Linked DNA regions of Homo sapiens: region 2 is linked to region 1. A link is an interaction called in ENCODE POLR2A ChIA-PET data of the cell type or tissue named here. Cell type or tissue: Caco-2. All regions are shown on one strand. Each heading gives the region's core, and the rest is flanking DNA. Links, peaks and the distances in the headings are about the cores only. Region 1 overlaps MLXIP (MLX interacting protein). Region 2 overlaps PSMD9 (proteasome 26S subunit, non-ATPase 9).

What was found. ChIA-PET counts read pairs that join two places held together with the same protein. Peaks named below come from ENCODE experiments on the same cell type or tissue, not always from the same donor. Only the 100,000 strongest peaks of a DNase experiment are listed, where the experiment ranks them.
Region 2: POLR2A ChIA-PET joins it to region 1 with 5 read pairs; 3 of 35 experiments call an interaction of 5 or more read pairs at or near these places.

What each region holds. Positions count from the first base shown.
Region 1 is chr12:122,094,100-122,104,770 of GRCh38, reverse strand. The region is part of intron 1 of MLXIP (MLX interacting protein); the gene reads right to left. Among named protein-coding and RNA genes, the nearest start is that of MLXIP, 21 kb to the right of the region's middle. RefSeq lists enhancers at 5,504-6,157, 6,158-6,811, 7,563-8,063, 8,064-8,564 and a silencer at 6,666-6,825. In Caco-2, for the core only: no CTCF peak of the experiment used is centred there; DNase peaks (open chromatin) are centred at 6,730 and 9,493.
Region 2 is chr12:121,901,973-121,912,643 of GRCh38, reverse strand. PSMD9 (proteasome 26S subunit, non-ATPase 9) reads right to left here. Exons shown (of 6, transcript NM_002813.7): 4 at 9,537-9,638. It also overlaps the pseudogene RNU7-170P. Among named protein-coding and RNA genes, the nearest start is that of CFAP251, 11 kb to the left of the region's middle. RefSeq lists a silencer at 817-973. In Caco-2, for the core only: no CTCF peak of the experiment used is centred there; no DNase peak of the experiment used is centred there.

The sequences.
Region 1 (10,671 bases), core at 1,865-9,864:
ATCTCCACTAAAAATACAAAAAAATTAGCTGGGCGTGGTGGCGGGCACCTATAGTCCCAGCTACTCGAGAGGCTGAGGCAGGAGAATTGCTTGAACCCGGGAGGCAGACGTTGCAGTGAGCCAAGATCGCACCATTGCACTCCAGCCTGGGCGAGACAGTGAGACTCCGTCTCAAAAAAAAAAAAAAAAAAAAAAGAAAAGGTAATTATGGTAAAGCCAAAAACAAGAAAACTGAAGATAAATCAAATACATCTACCAACACATGAATGGAGAAAACGCACTGCTATATCTATACGACAGAATATTAACTACAGGTGCAGACAGCAACATGGATAAGTCTTAAAAACATGCCGAACAAAGGAAGCGAGACACAAGGATACAAACTGTCTGATTCTATTTATACAAAACACACGGAAAGACTAATCTGATTCACAGTGATAGTGCGCAGATAGGGAAGGAGAGGATGCCTGGGAAGGGCGCGAGGGAACCTTCTGGGGTCATGGAAATGTTCTGTATATTGATTGCAGTGGTCACATGTGTGCATACATTTGCCAAAACTATAAATCAGTACACTTGTAAGGGTGAATTTTATTGTTTACATATTATACCTTAATAGAGCTGATTGAAGTTTTTAAATTATAGTAATGATACCCAAGGGTTGGGGATAATGTAAGGAGTTGGACCCTCTTAAATAACACTAGTGGGACTATTAATTGGTACCACATGCTTTCTGTAACAGCTTTATTGGAATATAGTTCACATACCACACAGTTCACTCATTTGAAGTGTACAATTTGGCCAGGCACGGTAGCTTACACTTGTAATCTCCGCACTTTGGGAGACCAAGGCGGAAGGATCACATGAGCCCAGAAGTTAGAGACCAGCCTGGACAACACAGCAAAACCCTGTCTCTACAAAAAAAAAAAAAAACAAACAAAATTAGGCCGGGCACAGTGGCTCACACCTGTAATCCCAGCACTTTGGGAGGCCAAGGCGGGAGGATCATAAAGTCAGGAGTTCAAGACGAGCCTGACCAAGATGGTGAAACCCTGTCTCTACTAAAAAAAAAAAAAAAATACAAAAATTAGCCAGGTGTGGTGGTGGGCACCTGTAATCCCAGCTACTTGGGAGGCTGAGGCAGAGAACTGCTTCAACCAGAGAGGCAGAGGTTGCAGTGAGCCGAGATCGTGCCACTGAACTCCAGCCTGGGTGACACAGCGAGACTCTGTCTCAAAAAAAAAAAAAAAAAGGCCAGGTGCAATGGTTCATGCCTGTAATCTCAGCACTTTGGGAGGCCAAGGCAGGTGGATTACAAGGTCAGGAATTCAAGATCAGCCTGGCCAACATGGTAAATCCCGTGTCTACTAAAAATACAAAAATTAGCCGGGCATGGTGGCGGGCGCCTCTAATCCCAGCTACTTAGGAGATTGAAGCAAGAGAATCGCTTGAAACCAGAAGGTGGAGGTTGCAGTGAGCCAAAACTGCACCACCACACTCCAGCCTGGGTAGAAGAGTGAAACTCTGCCTCAAAAATAAATAAATAAATAAATAAATAAATAAATAAATAAATACATACATACATACATACATACATATAAAATTAGCCAGGCATGGTGGCGTACACCTGTAGTCCCAGCTACTTGGGAAGCCAAGGCGGGAAAATGCCTTGAGCCTGGGAGGTCGAGGCTGCAGAGAGCCGTGATCATGCCGCTGCACTTCAGCCTGGGTGACAGAGCGAGACCCTGTCTCAAAAAATAGTGTACAATTCAATCGTGTTTCATATATTCAGAGAGCTATGCAACTGCCATCACAACTTTAGAGCATTTAAAAGAAATGCCCACACTCTTTAGTTATTCCACTTCGACCCTAAACAACTATTGATCCACTTTCTGTCTCTACATGAATGCATATTCTGGACGTTTCATATTTCACATAAGTGGAATCATATAGTATGTAACCATTTGGGATTGACTTGTTTCACTCTGTGTCATGTTTTCAAGGCTCATCCATGTTGTAGCATGTGTCAGCATTCCATTCCTGTTTGCCACTGAATAATATTCCTATCCACAGATATATCACATTGTTTAATCCATTCATCAGCTGGTGGACATTTAGACTATTTCCAACTTTTGGCTGTTATGATTAATACTTCTGTGAACATCTGTGTACAAGTTTTTGTAGGAACTATATTTTCATTTCTCTTGGGGAGATTCTTAGGAAGGGAATTGCTAGGTCACATGGTAACTCCATGTTTAATGTGTTGGGGAGTTGCCAGACTGTTTTCCACAGCAGCTGCACCATTGTACATTCCCACCAGCACACAGAGGGAATGGATCTCGATGCTCTCCCACACTTTCCACAGGCTAATGCTGTGAAGTAGCCTCTTACTGTGGTTTTGAGCGCATTTCCCTAACGATTAATGGTATTAAACATCTTTTCACATGTTTATTGGCCATTTGTGTATCTTCTTTGGAAAAATGTCTATTCAAGTCCTCTGTCCATTTTTAAATTGGGTTATTTGTGTTTTTTTTAATTTGTAGAATTCTTTATATATTCTAAATATACATCTTTTAATAGATATATAATTTGCCAATATGTTCTCCCATTCTAGGGGCTGTCTTTTCTAATTAATACAACTTTTGAAAACTACTCTTGCAATGTATATCAGACTTCAGTGTGAATACCTACTTTGATCTTGTAGTTTCACTTTTGAGAATATATCTCAAGGAAATAATTTAAGAAGTATAATGAGAAGAGCTATAAACAAGGATAGTCATCAAAGGACTATTTAACTGAATCACAACCCTTACCTCACACCATATACAAATATTAACTCAAAATGGTTCACATCCTAAATGTAAAAGCTAAAACTATAAAACTTCTTGAAGAGAAGGCCGGGCGCGGTGGCTCACGCCTGTAATCCCAGCACTTTGGGAGGCCAAGGTGGGTGGATCACAAGGTCAGGAGTTCGAGACCAGCCTGACTAACATGGTGAAACCCTGTCTTTACTAAAAATACAAAAAGTAGCTGGGCATGGTGGCATGGGCCTGTAATCCCAGCTACTCGGGAGGCTGCGGCAGGAGAATGGCGTGAACCTGGGAGGCGGAGCTTGCAGTGAGCCGAGATCCCGCCACTGCACTCCAGCCTGGGCGACAGAGCGAGACTCCGTCTCAAAAAAAAAAAAAAGAAAAAAAAAGAAAAAAATAAATAAATAAATAAATAAATAACTTCTTGAAGAGAATACAGGAGAAAAATCTTACAGGCCTTGGATTGGCAAAGATTTCTTAAATACAACACAAAAAGCATGAAAAGAAAAAAAAAGACATATATTAGACTTTCTCAAAATTAAAAACTTTTGTTCTTCAAAAGACAACTGAAAATGATGCTGCAGGTCTATTTTTACCTACATGGGCACAGGAAAAAAAAAAAGAAAAAAAAGCAAAGTGACAAAACAACAGGGTGTAACTCTAAGAGCAGCTTTCCAGGGCTCTTTTCTTCCTGTCTTTCCAAAATGTCTGAATCCTGCATTTGACCATGAGCATACACCTCTATGTGATGAGGGAGGAGGAAGGAAAAGAACCTCCACAGAATGATTTCCTCTTGGCAAAGGGGAAGAAGTGAATGTCCATCTCATAATTGGCAAAAAGTAAAATTCAGTTAGCCCGGGGACATAGTCTGCCCTGTTGATTGAGTTTACTTATTTGCCAGATTTCAAAAATGAGAATATATTATAATTTTTTGAAGAGTTGAGGATCTTTGCCCTTTCACAAGATTTGCAGATAATTTCTATTACACATACAAGTTAATCTGGTGAACAACATTCACTGATGTAACTGGCTAATAACTGGCTAATAATGGCTTCGGAGTATTCTGTAAAAGGAGTCTGTATGTATACCATTATCTCACAATTATCTGGAGCTTAATTTAGTTATCCAGAAGTAAGTAAAAGTAATTCAAGATAGATAACAAAGGTCTGTGCACTTGACTCAGAGGAGAGTCTCTAAACCCTCACTAAGTTAATTACCCTTGTTTTACACTCAATTTAACAAGTTATGCAAACCAATAGAAAATGGGAGACACCAGACAAAAAGGGAAACTCACTGCTGAGCAAGTGACAGCCAAAAGCCTAGAGGAGATGATCATTCAAGTTGAAAACCTAACTCATGAGAAAGTCTGGGACTGTTGAACAGAGAATTCAATATACCTTAACAATGAAAGATTACCACAATAATGCAATAAATAATATTCAAAAATATGTTTCTAAATAATCAAAAGTTATGTTCAATATGTTCAAGAAAGCAGCAAAAATGAGTATGCATTTGAGACAGATTTCTACTTCCCATTAAAAATGGTTAATTTTGTAAAAGAGATGATTAAACAAAATAAACAGTGATCTAGAAAACTGGTTAATATCAAAGGAAGCTCTATTCCTTAAGAGAGGGGCAAATTAGGTATTTTTACAAACACATTTTAATAGCAAGCCAACCTTAATCCCATAAAACTCAAAGGACTGACCTAAAGAAGTCATTTTAGATCCATTCACAGATTCTTCTGTGCTCCTCAAATGGTACCACAGAGGTGCTTCCCAAGTCAGTCTGAATAACTAACCCTGTAGATAAGGTCATTTCATCTTGCCACCTGACCACCCAGCTCTGTTCACCAGGTCTACACTCCTCCTGCACTGCAGCTCCATCTTTGAGAAAAAAAAAACACTTGAACTTGGCTGTCTGGGGCAGAGACCTGACATGTTTTTGCACTCTGCATTTCCTCCTTCCTGGCTCTTCAAATGTCGGGGTATAACCACACTGCACTTGGAGAGCTATTGATTCAAATGCAGAGAAACGAAGTTCCTGACTTGGGGAGGAAATGTAGTCTCCATCTTCTCACTACAAACACCTTTCCATGTGAGCCGCCTCCACCCTCCCACCCACCAAGGGAGTTCTCCTAATGCCCTAAACTCCTTCAGGGCTGGGATTTCCACAAATATATTTGGATATGAGGACTATTCCTCATATAGCCACACAAATAGGAAACCAAGGAGGCGCAGAGGTAGGACAATGCAACCTAAGTTGGCATCAGAAAGCCAAAGCCCTGAGGCTCTGCTCCTCCCCCTGAGGGAGTTCAGCAGAGGAACTGTTCTCTCTTGCTGGTTATTTGTAGCCTGAGGCATCATACACATGATAGGGACAGACATCAGACCAAAAAGGTCATTGGGGAAATCAGCCCGGGCTGCAGGGACAGCAGGTGGGGAACCTGACCACAGCAGGCGGTCTCATGTCTGGAACAGGCTAGGGCCAAGTGAGGCTGGGGCCACCAGTGCGCAGCACGATGCCTGGAAGGGCAATGCCCCCAGGGCATTACCAAGAGGCAAGGCTGGCTGCAACAGCTGGGGTCCAGGATGCCCGCTGGCTGCCAACAGCTGGGGTCCAGGATGCCCTCTGGACCAAGAGACAGCAATCTGCTTTGCAATAGTTTGGTTTTTGTGTTTGTTTGTTTTGGGGTTTTGTTTTGGTTTGTTTTGGTTTTTTTGGAGACATGGCCTTGCTCTGTTGCCTAGGCCAGCTGAAGTGCAGTGGCACGATCATGGTTCACTGCAGCCTCAAACTCCCCAGCTGACGCCATCCTCCTACTTCAGCCTCCCAAGTAGCTGGGGCCACGGGCACATGCCACCATGACTGGCTAATTTTTTAAATAATTTTTGTAGAAGATCTTGCTATGTTGCCCAGGCTGGTCTTACACTCCTGGGCTCAAGTGATCCTCCCGCCTTGACCTCCCAAAGTGCTGGGATTACAGGCGTGAGCCACCACGCCCAGCTGCTCTGCAGTAGTTAACTCACTGTCCTAAGACGCTGTTCCCGCTGCTCCTGCTGAGCAGGGAGGCAAAGGGAAGTGGTTTCTTCTCTGGAACCAGTGGTCCTCCTCCCAGCCCACCCCCAGGATCAGCAGCAGAGGTGGAAGAAGAGAAGCCAATTTCAGAGCACCGGAGCGACGCAAACCACACCAACTGGCACTTTATTCAAAACAATGATGGCTTTGTCAAGCACAGCCCAAGAGCCAGCTGAAAAACCTGCCCTTCCCTCCTAATTTCTACCCTCAAGTCCCCGTGACTTTGAGGCACCATGTTAAAAAGGAGGAAAAAAATTACACAGAAACCAACATCAGCCAACCCATGTGACCTGACAGAAGGCAGGCCAGCTGCCCTTCCAGGATGACACATTGCTGGAGCTGGCTGTTCTGCAGCCATGGGTCGCCTACTGGGCAGCTCAAGCTCCCAGGACACATTTAAGTCTCACTGATATATTTCCAGTGATCCCAGCCAACAAAGAACAAAGAACTGAAAGAGCGCTGCTGTGTCAATCTTCCAGTCGTCTGGGAGGGCAGCACACCCCAACCTCAATCTGAGTTGCTCAGCGGGGGTGGCTGCTCCCCATCTTTCCAAGAACCTAAAAGCTGCTGCCCCAGGGCCCTCTAGGACAGGGAACAGAAGGAAAATCTCTCTGTGGGGAAGAAGTGGGGGGCACCGGAAGAATAGATGACATTATTTCTCACACCACACCCTGCCCTGCTCGCTTCATCCCTATTTTACCAATCAGGGTCAGTCATCTCCAACACCCCACAAACACACCCATAGCTCCAAGGAGCCAGCAACAAGCACACAAACAAAGATAAGCAAACAAACTTATCAGGCGCAGCGCAGCTGGCTCCACACAGGCCCTGCCAGCTCCTCTGCAAATACAGTCTCTGGTAGGCTGCCCTGAGAAGGATCTGAAGGAGGCCGTGCATAGCACCAGTGAGCTTACCTACCTGCTGGCTCACAGTACTGTGAAAGGTCAAGGCCAAGGCCAGGCCAGAGCTGAGCTGCTAACTGGGTTCTTTGCTTCCCTATGGACAAAGCCTTCTGCCAAGGTTTCTTGTGGGGAGGGGGAACCCATGGATTCCAAAACTAAAGGGAAACAGAGACTGGCCCAATAGATAAGGGAGCAGCCTGGGAGAGTAGGGAGCTGGGAGCAGGCATTCCACCGGGCCAGGAAATGGAGCCCTCAGTAAGGAACTCTCAGCAAGAACACAGCAGGGGGATGGTGGGCAGTGTGGGGACACCGGCCTTCACACAGCTGGGCCTGAGCAATTTTAATTAATTAATTACTTTTTTTTTTTTTTAGAGGCAGGGTCTCACTCTGTCACCCAGGCGGGAGTGCAGTGATCATAGTTCAGCAGCCTCCAACTTCTGGTCTCAAGAGATCCTCCCGCCTCAGCCTCCTGAGCAGCTGGGACTACAGGTGTGAGCCACCACACCTGGCTAATTTTTTAGTTTTTGTAAAAATAGGGTCTCGTTATGTTGCCCAGGATGATATGGAACTCCTGGGTTCAAGTGATCCTCCCACGTCAGCCTCCCAAAGTGCTGTGATTACAGGCGTGAGCCACCAAACCTGGCCCTGGTTATGTTTTAAAATTAAGGCTGGGTGCAGTGGCTCACACCTGTAGTGAGGCCAGGGTGACAGGACTGCTTAAGCACAGGGGTTCAACGCTGCAGTGAGCTGTGATCACACCATTGCACTCCAGCCTGGGTGACAGAGCGAGACCCTGTCCGCCCAAAAAAAACACCCATAACCAAAGTCCTCATGCCTTCGGCCAAAAGCTCCTCTGCCGAGCACTCTTCTGACAATGCAAGTGTTAGGACAGACAGGCCCACGGAAGCACCACAAGCGAGCAGCTGAGAAGCAAGGCTGCCAAGCCAGACAGCGGCATCTCCGGACTCAATCTGACAAAAAATACTTAAATCATTTTTCAGAGCGTTGAGTCAGCTCTTCCTTCCATGTACCAAGTCATTCCCCAGTTTTGTAACTTGCAGGGACATGTACCCGCAGCATTCCAGTTCCACGTGAGAGCTCACGCCAGCTGGGGGGACTCACACCTGGAATCACAACTTTCACAGAGCCTTGCTCTCCCTACCTCAGGCACAACAAACAGCCAAGGGCAGGAGTCACCTCGGGGACACCGCGGTCACAGCCTCGGGGGTCTGTCAGCAGAGCACCACAAGGCATGCAAGCTGCGGCATCAGTCCTGCGGGCATGCTGCTGACTGTGCGTTCTACCCCTGCCCCACAGCAGGCTGCTGGACAAATGTGAAAGCGCAGGAGCTTCCACTCCCGGACTCAGAATAAACAGGCCACCGTTCAGCTCCGCGCCTGCTGACCACCATTCCCCTAGACACACCTGTCCTGGGAGGGTGGGACAGTGGGACAAGGAGGGGTGCCTAAAGTGGTGATAAGAATTGCTGCCATTTTTAGAGACTTGAAAGCTTCCCAGGGTAAAGGCTCCTATCAGGAAGGAGGAGGAAGCAGACATTTTCAGAGAAAGTAGCCAACCAGGGCTATGAAAACAGAGATGAATGGAACAGGGGCCTAGAAACATGGGAGGCGTTATCAAAAACACCAGCGAAATATTCTCGGTGATCAACAGAGAGAGAGAAAATAAATAGTAGTACATCCATACAATGAAATACTATCCAGCCACTAAGAAACACTGCAGAAGCCGGGTGTGGCGGTGCACACCTGTGGTCCCAGCTACTCGGGAGGCTGAGGCGGGACGATTGCTTGAGCCCAGGAGTTCAAGGCTGCAGTGAGCTATGATCACACATTTGCAGCCCAGCCTAGGCAACAAAGTGAGACCTATCTTTAAAAAATAAAAAATTGCAGATGGATATTTTGTGGCTTGGAGGGATGTTCACACTCTATTAAATGGAAAAAATACGTGGTGGCCCAAGCCTGTAGTCCCAGCTACTCGGGAGGCTGAGGGAGAAGAATCACTTGAACCAGGGAGGCGGAGGTTGCAGTGAGCTGAGATCGCGCCACTGCACTCCAGCCTGGCGACAGAGCGAGATTCTGTCTCAAAAAAAAATAATAATAAAAATAAAAATAAGGAAAATATATATATACTCACCATGCAAAAAATAAAAATAAAAAATAAGGTCTATAAGGATAAACACTAGAGAACTGACAAGTTATCTCTGGGTGTTGTAATTTTTATTTCTTTCTTTTAGCTTTACCTATATTTCTGATTTTCTATGATAATTTGAAATGCAACTTGAAAAGAAAAGGTTAACTTTAATTTTAAAATGTAAAAAAAAAACTATACTATGAACATAGAGAAATAACAATGAGTAAAATCTGGAAGGAGGCCTGAAAGATGTGGACAAATTCCAAAAAGTAAGGTCCTAAGCTTTAAAGAACTCCCCAACTTTTCAGCAAACATGTCTCTGCAGAGGAAGCACTGTGTGGCGGATAAATACAAACGCTATTTGAATCTGGATTCGAGGCCTATGCTAAGGCACTTAAGAACCATAAAGCTACTTGCCAACACCTTTCCAAATCAGATCCAAAAGCCAGAGCCAGGAATCCTAAGGAACCTGTGCAAGGCGGCCGCACAAGCACTAAGTGTGCATGTGTGAGTGTGTACTGCAAACACACACCCCCCCACACACACAACATACCACACACACCAACACACCACACAGACACTGCACACACATACCCACACATCCCACACACAAACCAACACACACACCAACACACCACACACCACACACACCACCACACCGCACTCACCACACACACCACCACACCGCACACAGACACCACACACATACCCACACCCCACACACACCAACACATACCAACACACCACACACAACATACACCAACACCACCCCACAGACACCACACACATTCCCACACACCCCACACACACAACACACCAACACCACACCACACAGACACCGCACACACATACCCCCACACCCCACAAACACACCAACACACACCAATACACCACACAATCACACACCAACACCAGACAATGCACACACATACCCACACACTCCCCATACGTACCACACACACCAACACCACACCATAGAAACACTGCAAACACACCCACACCCCACACACACCAACACACACACCAACACACCACACACATAACACACACCCCACACCAACACCACAGACACCGCATACACACACCCACACATACCACACACATGCCAACACACCACACATACAACACACCACACACACAACACACAACAGACATCGCACACACACCTGCACACACACCAACACACCACACACACCAACACCACAGACACCGAAAACATACACCACACACACAACACCAACACACACACCAACACACCACACACCAACACACACTGCAAACACACCCACACACCAACACACCACACACAACACACACACCAACACACCACACACACAGACATTGCAAACACACACCCACACACCAACACACACACACCAATACCACACCAGACACCGCATACACACACCCACACCCCACACACACCACACACACCACACACCAACACCACACAGACACTGCAAACATACACCCACCGCAAACATACACACACCCATACACACCACACACACACCAACACACCACACACCACACACACCATCACACCACACACAGACATCGCACACACCCACACACCAACACACACACCAATACCACACCAGACACCACATACACACACCCACACACTCCACACACCAACACACACAACACACACCAACACCACACACAGACACTGCAAACATACACATCCCACACACCCCACACACATACCAACACACACAACACACCACACACAC
Region 2 (10,671 bases), core at 1,140-9,139, 190 kb after region 1:
TCCGCCCGCCTCAGCCTCCCAAAGCACTGGGATTACAGGCATGAGACACAGCGCCCAGCCTAAATAGACATTTCTTCAAAGAAGATATACAAATGATCAAAAAGCACAGGAAAAGATGCTCCATGTCACTAATCATAAGAGAAATGAAAATCAAAACCACAATGAGATTCTACCACACACTGATTATGAAACAGAAAACAAGTGCTGGCGAGGAAGCGGGGAAAATGGAGCCCTGTGCACCACTGGTGGGAATGTGAAACGGTGCACGGCAGTGGAAAACAGTAATGGAGGGTCCTCCAAAACCTAAACAAAGCGCCGGGCACGGTGGCTCACGCCTATAATAGCAGCACTTTGGGAGGCCAAGACGGGTGGGATCGCTTGAGCCCAGGAATTCAAGACCAGCCTGGGCAACACGGCAAAACCACAAAATGCAAAAATTAGCTGGGCATGGTGGCACATGCCTGTAGTCCCAGCTACTCTCAAGGCTGAGGTGGGAGGATTGCTTGAGCCTGGGAAGTCCAGATTGCAGTGAGCCAAGATCACACCACTGCACTCCAGCCTTGGCAACAGAGAACCTGTCTCAAAATAAATAAATAAATAAATAAATAAATAAATAAATAAATAAATAAATAAATAAGCAAGCTCATTCCAGAAACCTGGAAGTCATCTTTGACATTTTAAAATGTTCATAGGCCAGGTGTGGTGGTTCACGCCTGCAATCCCAGCACTTTGGGAGGCCAAGGCAGGTGGATTACTTGAGGTCAGGAGTTCGAGGCGAGCCTGGTCAACATGGTGAAACCCAGTCTCTACTAAAAATACAAAAATTAGCTGGGAGTGGTGGTGGGTGCCTGTAATCCCAGCTACTCAGGAGGCTAAGACAGGAGAATCACTAACCTGGGAGGCGGAGGTTGCAGTGAGCTGAGATTGCACCACTGCACTCCAGCCTGGGTGAGAGCAAGACTCCATCTCAAAAAAAAAAAAAAAGTTCATATATTGAAGTTAAAAAAAATTTTAGAAACTTTAAACATAGAATGACCACATGATGCAGCAATTAAATTTCTGGGCATATATACAAAGAAATGAAAGCAGAGATTTGAACAGATATTGCTACAACCATGTTCAAAGCAGCATTGTTCACAACAAAAAGGTGGAAGCAATCCTAGTGTCCATTGACTAATGAATGGATAAAAATAATGTGGTGTATACATACAGTCGAATATTATACAGCCTTTAAAAGGAAGGAAATTCTGACACATGCTGTAACATGGATGAACCTTGAGGACATTATGCTAAGTGAAATAAGCCAGACAAAAACTATACAGTGTCCTGTAATCCCAGCACTTTGGGAGGCAGAGGCAGGCAGATCATCTGAGATAAGGAGTTTAAGACCAGCCTGGCCAACATGGCAAAACCCCATCTCTACTAAAAATACAAAAATTAGCCATGCCTGGTGGCATACGCCTGTAGTCCCAGCTACTCAGGAGGCTGAGATAGAAGAATGGCTCAAACCTGGGAGGTGGAGGGTGCAGTGAGTGGAGATTGAGCCACTGCACTCCAGCCTGGGCAACAGAGCGAGACACCATCTCAAAAACAAAACAAAACAAAACAAAAAAACTACACAGTATGTAAGATTTCACCTAGATGAGGTCCCTGGAGTAGTCAAATTCATAGAGACAGAAAGTAGGATGGTGGGTGCCAGGGCCTGCGGAAAGTGGGAATGGAGAGTTAGTGTTTAATGGAGATTTGGGTTTCAGTTTAGGAGGGTGAAAAAGTTTTGGAGATGGGAGATGGGTAGGGGTGATATTTGCAAAATAATGTGAATGTACTTAATGCCACTAAAGTGTAGATTTTTTAATGGTTAAAATGGTAATTTTTTTTTTTTTGAGACAAAGTTTCACTCTTGTCACCCAGGCCAGAGTGCAGTGGCGTGATCTCGGCTCACTGCAACCTCTGCCTCCCGGGTTCAGGCAATTCTCCTGCCTCAGCCTCCAGAGTAACTGGGATTACAGGCGCCCACCACGACGCCCGGCTAATTTTGTATTTTTAGTAGAGATAGGGTTTCACCACGCTGGCAGGCTGGTCTCCAGCTCCTGACCTCAGGTGATCCGCCCACCTTGGCCTCCCAAAGTGCTGGGATTATAGGCGTGAGCCACCGCGCCCGGCCTAAAATGGTAATTTTTATATTATGTATATTTACCACAAAAAAATAAATATGTCAGGTCTATCAATGGAATCTCTAAATCTAAGAAAATACAGCATAGGCCGGGCATGGTAGCTCACACCTGTAATCCCAGCACCTTGGGAGGCCAAGGCAGGCGGATCATGAGGTCAAGAGATAGAGACCATCCTGGCCAACATAGTGAAAACCCATCTCTACTAAAAATACAAACATTAGCTGGGCATGGTGGCAGGCACCTGTAGTCCCAGCTACTTGGGAGGCTGAGGCAGGAGAATCGCTTGAACCTGGGAGGCGGAGGCTGCAGTGAGCTGAGATCATGCCGCTGCACTCCAGCCTGGCTATAGAGCGAGACTCCATCTCAAAAAAAAAAAAAAAAAAAAAGTCATTTCCTACCAGATTGTCAAAGAATATCTATGTTATTGCCAAAGACTGTAACATAGTTGGGAAAGCTAGAAACAGACGCACTCACAGGTGCTACTTGAGAGAAGGTGCACTGGCACAAGCTTCTTGGAGGACACCTTGACAAGATCTATGAAGGGTAAATGTGCACTGCCTTTAACTCAGTAATGACACATCTAGCAACATGGCAGAAATTCTCCCACAGGCAAGGACACTCGCTACACCACTGTTTGTTACGGCCAAACACTGGAAACAACCTAAATGTCGAACATGGGAGGCTGGCTAAGTAAAAGATGGTGAACCGACCAATGGAACATGGTGGGATCATTCAAAGGAATGAAGATACAAATGTGCCGACAAGGAATTCCCTTCGAAGTGGGCGGAAATGCAGAGTAACATGTACATTAGGCCTTTTCTGTGTCATCTTTGTCAAAAAGCAATCACAGCCAGGCGTGGTGGCTCATGCTTAATAATCTGAATGTTTTGAGGGGCTGAGGCTGGAGGCTCACTTGAGCCCAGGAGTTCTAGACCGGCCTAGGCAACATAGCAAGACCCTGTCTCTACAAAAAATGAAAAAAAAAAAAATTAGCCAGGTGTGGTGGTGCACACCTGTAGTCCCAGCTACCTGGGAGGCCAAGGCAGGAGGACTGCTCAAGCCCTGGAGTTTGAGGCTGCAGTGAGCTATGATTGCACCACTGCACTCCAGCCTGGGCAGCAGAGCGAGAGACCCTGTCCTAAAAAAAAAAAAAAAGGCAGTGGCTGTAGACGCATGCACCCACGTGTGGAAACTGTGTGAGGGACACACTTGTGTGCTTCCAGTTCTATAAATGACAGCCCTGGGCAGGCTGGAAACCTGGAGGCCTCCTTGACACACTCCATCAGGTTAAGGCCCATGGATTTTACACCCTAAATGTCTCTTTGATTGACCCCTTCCTCCACCCCATTTGTCACAGCCACCATCCTCTCTTGACTGACTGCTACAGCTCTGTCACCCTCCAATCTGTTCTCTACCTAACATCCAGAGAAGGCTTCTTACCCCTGTCACACCCCAATCTGGAACTGTGCGGTGGCTCCCTTCTGCACCTCAGGAAAAAAACAGCACAATCTTTACTAAGGACCACAGGCCTGACCTTAACACCTCCTGGCCTCACCTCCTCCCCTTCTCTCCATTCTGCTCTGGGCTCCACCCTCCTTTGAGTTCTTTGATCCTCCCACCCCAGGGCCTATGAACCTGCTTTGAAGGCTTTTCTCCCTGCCAGCTTCCCCTCGACCAGAGAAACTTCTATACACATCTGAAGGTCACTTCCTGAGGAACACTCCTTCAATCCCAAACCAAATCAGGGCCCCATGATTTACTCTCTGAGCTTCTTAACACTCTTCCTTCATAACACTTATCAGTGTGTATCATTATACAGCTGAGATTATTTGATTAAGGCCTGGCTCCCCCACCAAAGTGCTCCCAAGGCAAGGACCCTGTTTGTTTCGTTCCCCGTTACAGCCCCAGTACCTCGCCCAGGACCCAGCATGTGCAGCGGAAGAGGCACTAAGGAAGGGAGAGACACAGGACTTTTTAAAAAATTATTTTGGGGCCAGGCACAGTGGCTCACGCCTATAATCTCAGCACTTTGGGAGGCCGAAGCGGGCAGATCATCTGAGGTCAGGAATTAAGAGACCAGCCTGACCAACATGGAGAAACTCCATCTCTACTAAAAATACAAAATTAGCCGGGCTTGGTGGTGCATGCCTGTAATCCCAGCTACTCAGGAGGCTGAGGCAGGAGAATTGCTTGAACCCGGGAGGCGGAGGTTGCAGTGAGCCAAGATCGCGCCACTGCACTCCAGCCTGGGCAACAAGAGCGACAACTCTGTCTCAAAAAAAAAAAAAAATTTATTTTTGAGGGGAGAGGGTGTTTCCAGCGATGACCAGAAAACCTGGTAGACAAATTCTTAGAGCTATAACACTAGGACTTTTGTTTGTAAATACAATTGCACTATGTGATTTTAAGGATAAATATGTATTTTATTTATTTGAGACAGGGTTTCACTCTGTCATCCAGGCTGGAGTGCAGTGGTGTGACCTTGGCTTACTGCACCCTTGAACTCCTAGGGTCAAGTGATCCTCCTGCCTCAGCCTCCAGAGCAGCTTGGCCACATGCCACTATGCTTGGCCAATTTCTTAAAAAATATTTTGGAGAGACACAGTCTCACAATATTGCCCAGGCTGGTCTCAAACTCCTGGCCTCAAGTGATCCTCCTGCCTTGGCCTCCCAAAGTGTTGGGAACACAGGCGTGAGCCACTGCAGCCAGCCTATTTTTATCATTGAGACATAATTTGCATACAATAAAATTCACCATTTTAAAGTATACAATTAAGTGAGTTTTAGTATATTCAGAGTTCAGTATATTCAATGTATTTAGTATAAACAACCACCACTATCTAATTCTGGATCATTTTCATCACCCAAAAAGAAATCCATTATCCATCAGCAGTCATTTATAATTTTTTAAAGATCTTTTCCCCTTGAAAATGTATGCATTTGATCTAGAAATCCCAGCTGTAGGAAGTTCGCTAAAAAAGGCCAGGTGCCGGGAGGCAGAGGTTGCAGTGAGCTGAGATAATGCCACTGCACTCCAGCCTGGGTGACAGAGCAAGACTCCATCTCAAATAAAAAACAAACAAAAAAAAAAACAAAGAAAGGCCGGGCACAGTGGCTCACGCCTGTAATCCCAGCACTTTGGGAGGCCGAGGCGGGCAGATCACCTGAGGTCAGGAGTTCAAGACCCGCCTGGCCAACATGGTGAAACCCCATCTCTACTGAAAATACAAAAATTAGCTGGGCGTGGTGGCGGGTGCCTGTAGTCCCAACTACTTGGGAGGCTGAGGCAGGAGAATCGCTTGAATCTGTGAGGCGGAGGTTGCAGTGAGCTGAGATCATGCCATTGCACTCCAGCCTAGGCAACAAGAGAAAAACTTCGTCTCAAAAAAAATAAAAAAAGAAATAGAAATCCATCTGCAAGAGTGTTAATCTCCACAAAATGGCAAACTATCTAAATGTCTCACAATAGAACACTGTGAGTTTTTTGGTTTTTTTTTTTTTTTTGACACAGAGCCTCACTCTGTCGCCCAGGCTAGGGTGCAGTGGCATGATCTAAGCTCACTGCAACCTCTGCCTCCCGGGTTCAAGCAATTCTCCTGCCTCGGCCTCCCAAGTAGCTGGAGAGTACCACCACACCTAATTTTTTTTTTTTTGAGATGGGAGAGTCTCGCTGTGCGGCCCAGGCTGGAGTGCAGTGGCGTGATCTTGGTTCACTGCAACCTCTGCCTCCGAGGTTCAAGTGATTCTCCTGCCTCAGCAGCCCAAGTAGCTGGGACTACAGGCACACACCACCACACCCAGATAATTTTTTTTTTTTTTTTGTATTTTTAGTAGAGACCGGTTTTCACCATGTTGGGCAGGATGGTCTCGATCTCTTGACCTTGTGATCTGCCCACTTTGGCCTCTTAAAGTGCTGGGATTACAGGTGTGAGCCACCGTGCCAGGCCTAATTTCTTATTTTTAGTAGAGATGGGGTTTCACCATGTTGGCCAGGCTGGTCTTGAACTCCTGACCTCAGGTGATCCACCCGCCTCAGCCTCCCAAAGTGCTGGGATTACAGGTGTGAGCCACTGTGCTATGCAAGGTTTTTTTTCTTGACTCACAAAACAGACAACCAAACCCGGATTCTTGATTCTCCAGCTGAGCTCAGGTCCCCTGAGGGGATGAGGCTGAAGCCAGAAAGGCCCTACTCACAACACACGACCTTCTCCATCCTCCAGCCCACCAAGACAGCTCAGCCTTTATCCAGTGACATCTTGGAATTCCCCGTGAAATTTCACATGAAGAAAAGATTCATTTTGCTTAAAATTGAATCACTACTTTTATAAAGAAGGATTTATAAGCCTACACGGAAGCTGAGAATACATTTAACTGGATAAAACAGATTAAAAACCAGCAGCTCTTCTCACAGATCCACACAACAGACAGAAGTCTCAGAATCCACTGGGCTGAGTGAAGAACACCAGACTCAAAAGGCAATATATTGTGTGGTTTTTCTCTCTATGACATTCTGGAAGTTGACGGTGAGGGATTAACTACAAAGAAGCCTGAGGCAATTTTATGGGGTGTTGGAATGCTCTTGACCTTCATCGTGGTGGCAATGACATACTACATACATTTGTGAAAACTCACGGGAATGGCAGGCCACAGTGGCTCACTCCTGTAATCCCAGAACTTTGGGAGGCTGAGGTGGGTGGATCACCTGAGGTTAGGAGTTTGAGACCAGCCTGGCCAACATGCTGAAACCCTGTCTCTACTAAAAATACAAAAAAAAATTAGCTGGGCGTGGTGGTGGGCACCTATAATCCCAGCTACTTGGGAGACTGAGGCTGGAGAATCGCTTGAACCTGGGAGGCAGAGGTTGCAGTGAGCCGAGATCGTGCCACTGCACTCCAGACTGGGCAAAAGAGCAAAACTCCATCTTAAAGAAAAAAAAAAGAAAACTCGGCTGGGTGTGGTGGCTCACACCTGTAATCCCAGCACTTTGGGAGGCCAAGGCAGGTGGATCACGAGGTCAGGAGATCGAGACCATCCTGGCTAACACAGTGAAACCCCATCTCTACTAAAAATACAAAAAAATTAGCTGGGCATGGTGGCACATGCCTGTAGTCCCAGCTACTCGGGAGGCTGAGGCAGGAGAATGGCGTGAACCTGGGAGGCAGAGCTTGCAGTAGCCCCCCCGAGACTGCACCACTGCACTCCAGCCTGGGCGACAGAGCAAGACTCCATCTAAAAAAAAAAAAAGAAAAGAAAAAGAAGAAAACTCATGGGACTGTACACTGAAAAAGGTGGATCTGGTGCAGGTAAATTACACCTTAATAAAATAAAATCAACTGGCAGCTCTGTGTGCTGGTATATGAGCAGTCTTTCTGAAGGACATGTGGCTGGAAAGTGGCTGCCTCAGGAGGAGAAGTGATGAAAATGTACAATTGTGATGGCTGCATAATTCTGTGACTACACTAAAAACCACTTTAAATGGGTGAACTGTGTAGTATGTGCATTAAATCTCAATAAAACTGTTGTAAAAATAATAAAAATAGACCAGGCGCAGTGGCTCACATCTGTAGTCCCAGCACTTTGGGAGGCCAGTTTGAGACCAGCCTGGCCAACATAGCGAAACCCCATCTCTACTAAAAATACAAAAATTAGCCAGGCATGGTGGTGGGCGCCTGTAATCCCAGCTACTCAGGAGGCTGAGGCAGGAGAATCACTTGAACCTGGGAGGCGGAGGTTGCAGTGAGCCAAGATCGCACCACTGCACTCCAGCCTGGGTGACAGAGCGAGACTCCATCTCAAATAATAATAATAATAATAATAATAATAATAATAAATTTCAGATGGACTAAAGGAAAAACAGAAATAAAACAATAAAAGAATTAAAAGAATTTCTTTTTTTGAGACAGAGTCTTGCTCTGTCGCCTAGGCTGGAGTGCAATGGCGCGATCTCGGCTCACTGCAAGCTCTGCCTCCTGGGTTCAAGCGATTCTCCTTCCTCAGTCTCCCAAGTAACTGGGACTACAAGTGTGTGCCACCACACCCGGCTAATTTTTTGTATTTTTAGTAGAGACGGGGTTTCACCGTGTTAGCCAGGATGGTCTCCAACTCCTGACTTCGTGATCCACCCACCTCGCCCTCCTAAAGTGCTGGGATTACAGGAGTGAGCCACCACGCCCAGCCAAGAATTTCTTAATTAAAAAAAAAAAAAAGAATTTCTTTAAATGGACACAAAATGCAAGAGCCATAAGCAAAAAAACTGATAAATTTCACAAAATCATCATTTTAAACGTCCATACAAGTTACAGATTTGATGACAGTATCAGTGCAGAAACGATGGCCTGACCACTAGCAGGGGCATAGGCAACTGCCAGCCATCTCCTGACCTGACCTGGCCTGGCCTGCACTGATGGGTTACAAGTAGATGAACCGTGCAGCTAAGCAGGAGTCAAAAAATCCACAACTGTTGGGTTAACTGGAGACTTCATTTGGGAACCAAAAACTTTAGTTAATAATTTTCCTGGGCTTTGCCACAGTATCACTCCTGAAAAGTGTGGATCTTTGCTACAAAACAACAACAAAAATTCCAGCCTGGACAACATAGCAAGACCCCGCCTCCACAAAATATAAAAAAATTAGCCGTGAGGTAGTTATGATAGCACCACCACACTCTAGCCTGGGTGACACAGCATGACCCTGTCTTAAAAAAAAAAAAAAAAAAAAGAAAAGATCTCTAAGAAACCTTGTTAAATGAAAACAGAGACAGGGCAGAGGAGAGGGGAATTTGGGTTAGGGTAGCCAGGAAAGGCCCCCTGCGAGCATGTCACCAGTGTAAAACAGAAGGAGGATGAAGAGGAAGAGCATTCTAAACAGAAGGAATAGCAGGTGCCAAGTCCTTGAATGGGGCTGTGCTGAGCAACACCATGAAGGCAGCAGTCCAGGGCCTCAGCAACACTTCCAGTAACTCCAGGGCTATAGACCAGAGGCCGAGTGCTATGACCTGAATGTCTGTGGCCCCCTGAAATTCATATGTTGAAATCCTAACCACCAATGTGATGGTATTAGGGGTGGGGCCTCTGCAAGGTGATTAGGTCATGAGGGGTGGCGCCCCCACTGGGATTAGTGCCCTTATACAAGAGCTCCCAGGGTTCCTCCCCTTTCTGCCATGTGAGGACACAGCAAGAAGGCACCACCTAGGAGTTAGGAAGCAAGCCCTCCCCAGACACCAAATTGGCTGGTGCCTGGATCTTGGACTTCCCTGCCTCCAGAGCTGTGAAAAATGAACTTCTGTTGTTTGTAAGCCACGCAGTCTATGGCATACTGTTAGAAAAACCCAAACAGACCGAGACACCAGGTAGCCCCACTCACCCCCTCACTGTGCTGCACCACACTGCCAATGTTATGCAGTGACTGGAAGTTCTGGGTGTTCACAGAGCCGAACTCCACAATCTCATCATCCACTTGCAGACCCTGGAGAGGGAAGGAAAAATGGAAAATCAGGCTAGAGGTTCAGTGTGCTCCTGGTGGTCTCTAACCTTCAATACCCAATTTAATGCCAAGGTCACGAGCTTGTTTTCTACAGGGTAGGCTCAGAACAAAGAGGTCAGGGATGTAGACACCTCATGCAGGAAGGGGCAGTGGGTAACGGGGCCACCTCCTCCTGGGGTTCCTTTGAGGGCAGCTCTAGTAAAGATGACCAGGTCTGCCCAATGTCTGAGAGCTGGCAGTTACCAGACACTGTGAAGGCCTTGAGGAGCATGGGAAAGGCCAAATGCTGCTCTCTGCGGTCCTAACCCAGGTTCAAGGGTAAGAGAAGGCAAGCCAGGCTGGGCCCATTTTATTCAGTGATCAACATTTAGACAAGACACTTGCCCTAGAAGCCCCCAGACAAGCAGCCACAGGCACAGGGCGCATCCAAGACTAGAGTGACGCTCTTGTTCTAGGTCCTAAGAAGACAGACCACCACTCATTCACCCCTGTAACAAGTATTTGTTGTGGGCCAACTGGCACTGGGTTAGATGCAGTAGATGGGGTAGTGAATGATAGGGAGCTTCTGTGTAACTTACAGACTTGTGACCATTAAAGAAGACTGGTAGGACCAGGGTTTAGGACCCCATTCCACCTGGCAGGAACTATGTGTCCTGACCAGGGTTTAGGACCCCATTCCACCTGGCAGGAACTATGTGTCCTGACCAGGGTTTAGGACCCCATTCCACCTGGCAGGAACTATGTGTCCTGACATAAGTTACTTCAGGTCTGCAAGGCTTTTCCTCGAGGATGAAATGAGTAAAGATTAGGACCTATCCCAGAAGTGGCTGTGGAATTAAATTTAACTACATCTCCACAAAAAAACTGTACAAGAATGTTCGCAGCAACATGCTTCGTAATAGCCAAAAAGTGGTAACAATTCAAATGTCCATTAACTGACAAATGGATAAATAAAATATGATATATCCAGGCAGTGGAATATTATTTGGCCATAAAAAGGAATGAAGGGCCAGGC